2 separate regions of the Homo sapiens genome follow, and region 2 is linked to region 1. The links are chromatin loops, found by intact Hi-C in ENCODE. Cell type or tissue: GM12878. All regions are shown on one strand. Each heading gives the region's core, and the rest is flanking DNA. Links, peaks and the distances in the headings are about the cores only. Region 1 overlaps DMGDH (dimethylglycine dehydrogenase). Region 2 overlaps HOMER1 (homer scaffold protein 1).

Region 1 (2,922 bases), core at 274-2,773:
CCAGGAGGAGGGAATCGACAATTTTGGAACCTATGCCATGAATGCCTTACGCCTGGAGAAAGCCTTCAGAGCCTGGGGGTTAGAGGTTTGAAATGCTAGCATCTTTATTAACATTTTATGTTTATTTATCTCATTTTTATATAAGGGCTGGTTTGAACTGCAATAACATTGGTTTTGGCTGTAAGAGAAATTACATATCATTAGATAACTTTATTTCATTAGGGGAAGAGGTTTTTCTCCTTAATTTCTCAAGTGAAAGTTCAGTGGAATTCTGACATATGTTTATTCTGCCTTAATTCATCCTAGTTGGCTGACAGCCCTAGATAACTGTCTTGGACTTTGGGGAGCCGGCTTGCCTCATGGGATTAGAGTAACACTTTTCAAAATCTCTCCTCCTCTGTCATTTTGCCCGTCTTCATTTTCTTCTTATCTTATACCTTTTGGTGAATTAACACTCCTTTCTGAGGGGCAGGGTTGATGGTCCAGAATGTGGTGGTCCAGCCTTCCTCCACCATTAATAATGGTTATTAAGAGTTTCTATTTGTATAGTGCTTTAACCATTTACATATTTTCATATGCATGATTTCATTTTCCTTCTCAACTCTCCATTACCTCTATTTTACGCATAATAACACTGAGACTTAGAGAACCACTTGGTCCAGATTACCTAGTAAGTGGCCAGCCTGTGGTTTAAACTCTGTTCTCCTACTTTATTTCCAATATGGCAGGCTATCCCTGGACCCAGTCACTATTTCAGATTCAGTAGTTGTTTCTTTGGAAGACACTGAGGTTTTAGACCTGAAAGGTAAGATAAGGGATAGTGGTAAAAGATGAACTCAGAGCGGGGACTCTTGGGTTTGAATTTTTCCTCCACCACGCACCAGCTATCTGGCTTAACCCTCCAGAACTTCTGTTTACTTTTCTAAAAAATGGATTTTTTATGCTACAGAATTATCATAGATAGTAGAGAGAGTCTAGGAAGTGCCAAGCACATAATAAAGTGCATTTGATTGAAGGGGAGAGTGTGTTTCAAAGCCCAGGCAGAGACCCAAGGGCATTTAGAGTGCGCAGAAGCAAGTGGGCAAGCTCTCCACGAGAGATCCCCTATTAGGGGATTCTCTAGCTACAACTGGGGACTGAGGCGAGGCTAGGCGCAGGGACAGAAACGGAGGACAGCGCGGTCCCCACACTCTCCGAGGAATGAAGCAGCAGGAGCAGCCCTTTGGGAGTCAGACATTTCTCCATTCTCCTGCCTTTTATTTTCTCAGATTTCCTCTCCCGGCGACCTCCTCTGGAGAGCTTTTCTCCTTCTCCCGTCCCTCCGATTTCCCAGCAGTGCCAGAGCGCCCTCTAGTGTTGGCACTGCAATCCTCTGTGCTTCATTTTTATTTTTTTCTTTGAAGAAATTCTGAAATTTTGAACAGATAAATATAATTTTAGAATAGCTCAAATTGATTAAGAAATATGAGGCAACGTTTTACGTCATATAAAACAAGCGTACTTTCATTTAGTTTATGCAGGTGCTGTGTTGCTTTAAAAGTTTGACTGCTTGTAGGGGGTTTAGACTAGTTCTCTCACTGCGAAGAAAACAACAAAACGAAGAAAGAAACAAAAACCATTAACTTCAGGTCTATTACCAAATATTGGCGTTAGCCCTGACTTGGTAGCTATTACAGTGACTTGGCCACATTTGAAGAGATACAGATTCAAACTCCGCTTATTCCTTTCTCCTCTCCTGAACTCTATCAGCCACCTTCCTACTATCTGCTTTCCCTCCACCTTACCCTGATTCTTGGTGAATTGTAAGATAAGTAAATTGTTTAATAACTTTTCAAAACGTAGTTATGTAAAATTATTGCAGAAAAACATGTGAAAATCTTGTTTCTAGAAGAAACATCACGTACATTCCCTCAGATGTTTATTAAAATGGGAGAGCTGTGGAAACACAGTGAATTTTAGTTTCTATATTTGTTATATTCAAATGACCAGTTTTGCTGAAAGGCTACATCGAATTTTGGATTAAAAAATTGTTTTCAAAACCGGTCTATAGTTTGCCTTTCTTTAGAATCTGTGTTGAAAAATCAAAAAGGGTTCTTTCTCCTAAAAACAAATATGAAAGTGATGTTACCAAAATGACTTGCACTCATCTAAGATTTAAAATGTGTGTTTCCTTTTTAGATGAACTGTGATACAAATCCTTTGGAAGCTGGACTGGAATATTTTGTGAAGTTAAATAAGGTATGTTTACATTCCAAAGTGTGCTTGAAGTAAATCTTAACATTATGATGCTATTTTGTGACAGAGCCATTCTTTAAAATTTAACCAAGTATGGATTATAGGAGAAACAAGGTGAACATAAATACTAGCATTGCTCAATTGTGTCATATTACTCTTTTGTCAACATTTGCTTAGTTCAAACTATTGGAGTGTGCTTACAGATTTAAGATAGCAGAATCCAGCATCTTTAAGGGCTAAATCTAAATTCTAAGATAAAAATTAGTAAGGATAAGAAGATTATCTGTCAGATTCTAGTAGACATTTATGTTGGAAGTGCGCCATGTTGTGTATTTTGCAGTAACTCCTGGTGACTTGGGAAATTGCACATTAGCTGATCAAACATAGTGCATTCATTGATCCTTCTGGATACTCACAGTGTGGAGCAGCCTCACTTCAGCATATCTGTCCATCTGCTTATCAAGCATCTTTGTGGGTAACTGCAACATCTGAATATAAGCAAATAACACGTTTCAAACGTTTTCGGCATAAAATGGGTATTAACTGAGAAGCTAATATAAGCCCAAATAATCATAACCGATAAGACACTCCAAAGGGAACTCCTACATCAGTGGTTCTTAAAATGTAGCCTTCAGACTAACAGCATCAGCCTCATTGGGAGCTTGTTTGAAATGCTAATTCTCAGGT
Region 2 (2,922 bases), core at 173-2,672, 440 kb before region 1:
TGCCCGGCTAATTTTTTGTAGAGATGGGGTTTCCCCATATTGCCCAGCTGGTCTTGAACTCCTGGGCTCAGGCAATCTGCCTGTCTCAGCCTCCGAAAGTGCTGGGATTACAGGTATGAGCCACCACACCCAGCCTAAAAATGTAATTTTAAATGTGATCTATCAGGCATACTTGATATATTTTTAAACACTGAAATTTTACCTGAAATGGATGGGGTTTTTAATGGGTGGTAAGGACAAAGTCACTTGGCAGTTATTTAATACATACCAAGCAAGTTTCTTTGAACATTGAAGATGTTGCTTAAATGTGCATTGAATGAGGTTGCTTGCTTTTTACTCTGAATTTCAGCATATTCCTTAATACTTTATAGCTACTTATTAAAGTGGCCAAGAGTAAGTACTAAAATCTCTTAATAACTAATACCATGTCCTATAGATTATAAAAACTACTCTTAAAGTAAGAGGTGACATATAAGAAATGTAAACAGTAGCTCACGCCCGTAATCCCAGCACTTTGTGAGGCTGAGGCCGGCGGATCACGAGGACAGGAGATCGAGACCATCCTGGCTAACACGGTGAAACCCCATCTCTACTAAAAAATACAAAAAATTAGCAGGGTGTGGTGACGGGTGCCTGTAGTCCCAGCTACTCGGGAGGCTGAGGCAGGAGAATGGCGTGAACCTGGGAGGTGGAGCTTGCAGTGAGCCAAGATTGCACCACTGCACTCCAGCCTGGGCGACAGAGCGAGACTCTGTCTCAAAAAAAAAAAAAAAAAAAAAAAAAAGAAGAAATGTAAACAGTACTGTTACTCTTTAAGTGTATTTTTATATAATTTAAGAATCTTAATTTCCAAATGGAAATTTTAGATTTGATATTTTCTTCAAATACATCAATTAAATACTTAATGTCATGAAAATATTTCTGATAACTATAATGCAAACAATTATTTTTTAAAACCTTTAATTTCAGTGTTCACCCAACAGATTAAAAGATCAAGGAATTCAGATCATACATTTTTTTTTCTTTTTTAAAGAGACAGGGTCTTGCTCTGTCACCCATCCTGGAATGCAGTGGTGTACAATCATAGCTCGCTGCAGCCTCCAACTCCTGGGCTCAAATGATCCTCCTGCCTCATCCTCTTGAGTAGCTGAGACTATAGGCATGTGCCACCACAGCCAGCTAATTTTTAAATTTTTTATGGAGGCGAGGTCTTGCTGTTGGCCAACCTGGTCTGGAACTCATGGGCTCAAGCGATCCTCCCGCTTTGGCCTCCCACAGCACTAGGACTACAGAGGTGAGCCACTGTGCCTGGCCAGATCATACAATTAAAAAAAAAAATCCTTCCAGAAGTCTCGATACTTCTATTATAGCAAGGTTACTTTACAATTTTGTATTTGCTATAGAGTAACTTCCAGGTTTTAAAAAACATGCACCTGCTATATTTTTGGTTCATCACTAGGTGGAGTTGTTGCAGTATAATTATGTGTTGGGTAGCCATTAGCAGAAAAACCTTTGCATTCTTCAAAGTTCGTATATGGTTTTTAAAAAAGAACATTGTATGTATAAGCAATCAGCTTATTACACATATCATGGCATAGGGACATACAGTTGGTAGTATGTTATATTATGCAGTCATAATCTCTGAGCAGCATCAAAACAGGTATCTTAATGAGATTTTTCATGGGGTAGGATATATGTATGAGAAAGAGAGGAGGTGGTGAGATTTAAACCAGTTCCCTGATAATCGTGTGGAGTTTCAATTTATATTATTAAGTTGTACAGGATAATTCTTTCTAGGAAATTCCAGTGCTTGAGCTGCTGCATCCAAAGTCATGCTATGCCACTTCATAGTGGCACTGAAACTAAATTCTCCAGCCATTACCTATCAAGTTAAATGGTAATTAGTGTCCGTCTATTCCTGGACTTATCCTTGTCATTCTCATTTTGGCCTGAACAAGTATTGTTCAGCTTCTCTTGCCACTTCAGTCACCCAAAAGCAAGCTGAGGGTAGAATGTTTTTTGTCTTACTTTCCTGTTTACTTCAAATCAAGGGGGATGTTTTTGTCGGGAATTGGATGTACCTTCAGCACCTGTAGTCCTACAGTTAGGCATGTTTGGATTTCGCTCCTCTCCTACTTTCCCTTATTCCTCTCAGTTGAGTTCCAACCTGTTAAAATTGTCATTCTTTGATTCTTTGGCAGTCTTCAAAAATGGCCCCTAAAGCATTATTTTCCATCGTTAATTGTTATGTAAGTGTAATTTCTTCACAGTGCCATTTTAGAAAGATATTTTAATACCTATACAAGGTTAAGAAAAATTAAACAATACCTAAAGGATAAGAAAGCGAAGTAATTGAGCCCCATCCCCAGAAGCAACTACTTTTAAAAAATGTAATTTTTATTTCTTTTAGTGGTTGCCTCCATAGCTCTAATAAGCTCTTATATTACTATTTTTTTAATTGAAAGCTTTGGATTTTAAATCCTTATTGCAGAAAGTCAACTAGTGGTGAATTTTTGCCAGTTCCACATTTACCTTTCCATTTCTTCCTCTTCCCACCCATCTCAATGCAGTTATTCTTATAAATTGCTCTGTTGGTTCTACAATTTTAAATGGGGACCCCAAAATCAAATTGTGTATACTGTGGGGTGGTGTTATGAAGTGAATGAATGACCAGTGTGTAGCTTGTATAGTTCTGAACTGCCACCAATTACAGTATTGGGGGGGCATGTTAGTGCAGAGTTTATTGTAAGTAAGCCTCTTTCCTCAGTTTTCATTTGCATAGTTTTTTAAATGACAACTGTTTGAAACAATTAGCAAACGTATTATCATATAGAAGCCTGGAGATAAGGTGATTTGTTGGTCCAGTGACATCATCAAGGAACCAGAGTCTTTGTTTTTCCGTATGCTATTATCGACAGAGAA

What was found. A loop is a pair of places that touch in the nucleus more often than their neighbours do. Peaks named below come from ENCODE experiments on the same cell type or tissue, not always from the same donor. Only the 100,000 strongest peaks of a DNase experiment are listed, where the experiment ranks them.
Region 2: it touches region 1 in a loop (10-fold over the local background); 82 of 110 quality-filtered maps call a loop at or near these places.

Annotation. Positions count from the first base shown.
Region 1 is chr5:79,023,587-79,026,508 of GRCh38, reverse strand. It overlaps DMGDH (dimethylglycine dehydrogenase), which reads left to right. Exons shown (of 16, transcript NM_013391.3): 13 at 1-85; 14 at 2,179-2,238. Among named protein-coding and RNA genes, the nearest start is that of ARSB, 40 kb to the right of the region's middle. In GM12878, for the core only: a CTCF peak has its summit at 1,349 (motif pointing left); no DNase peak of the experiment used is centred there.
Region 2 is chr5:79,463,447-79,466,368 of GRCh38, reverse strand. All of the region lies in intron 1 of HOMER1 (homer scaffold protein 1), which reads left to right. Among named protein-coding and RNA genes, the nearest start is that of HOMER1, 49 kb to the left of the region's middle. In GM12878, for the core only: a CTCF peak has its summit at 1,462; no DNase peak of the experiment used is centred there.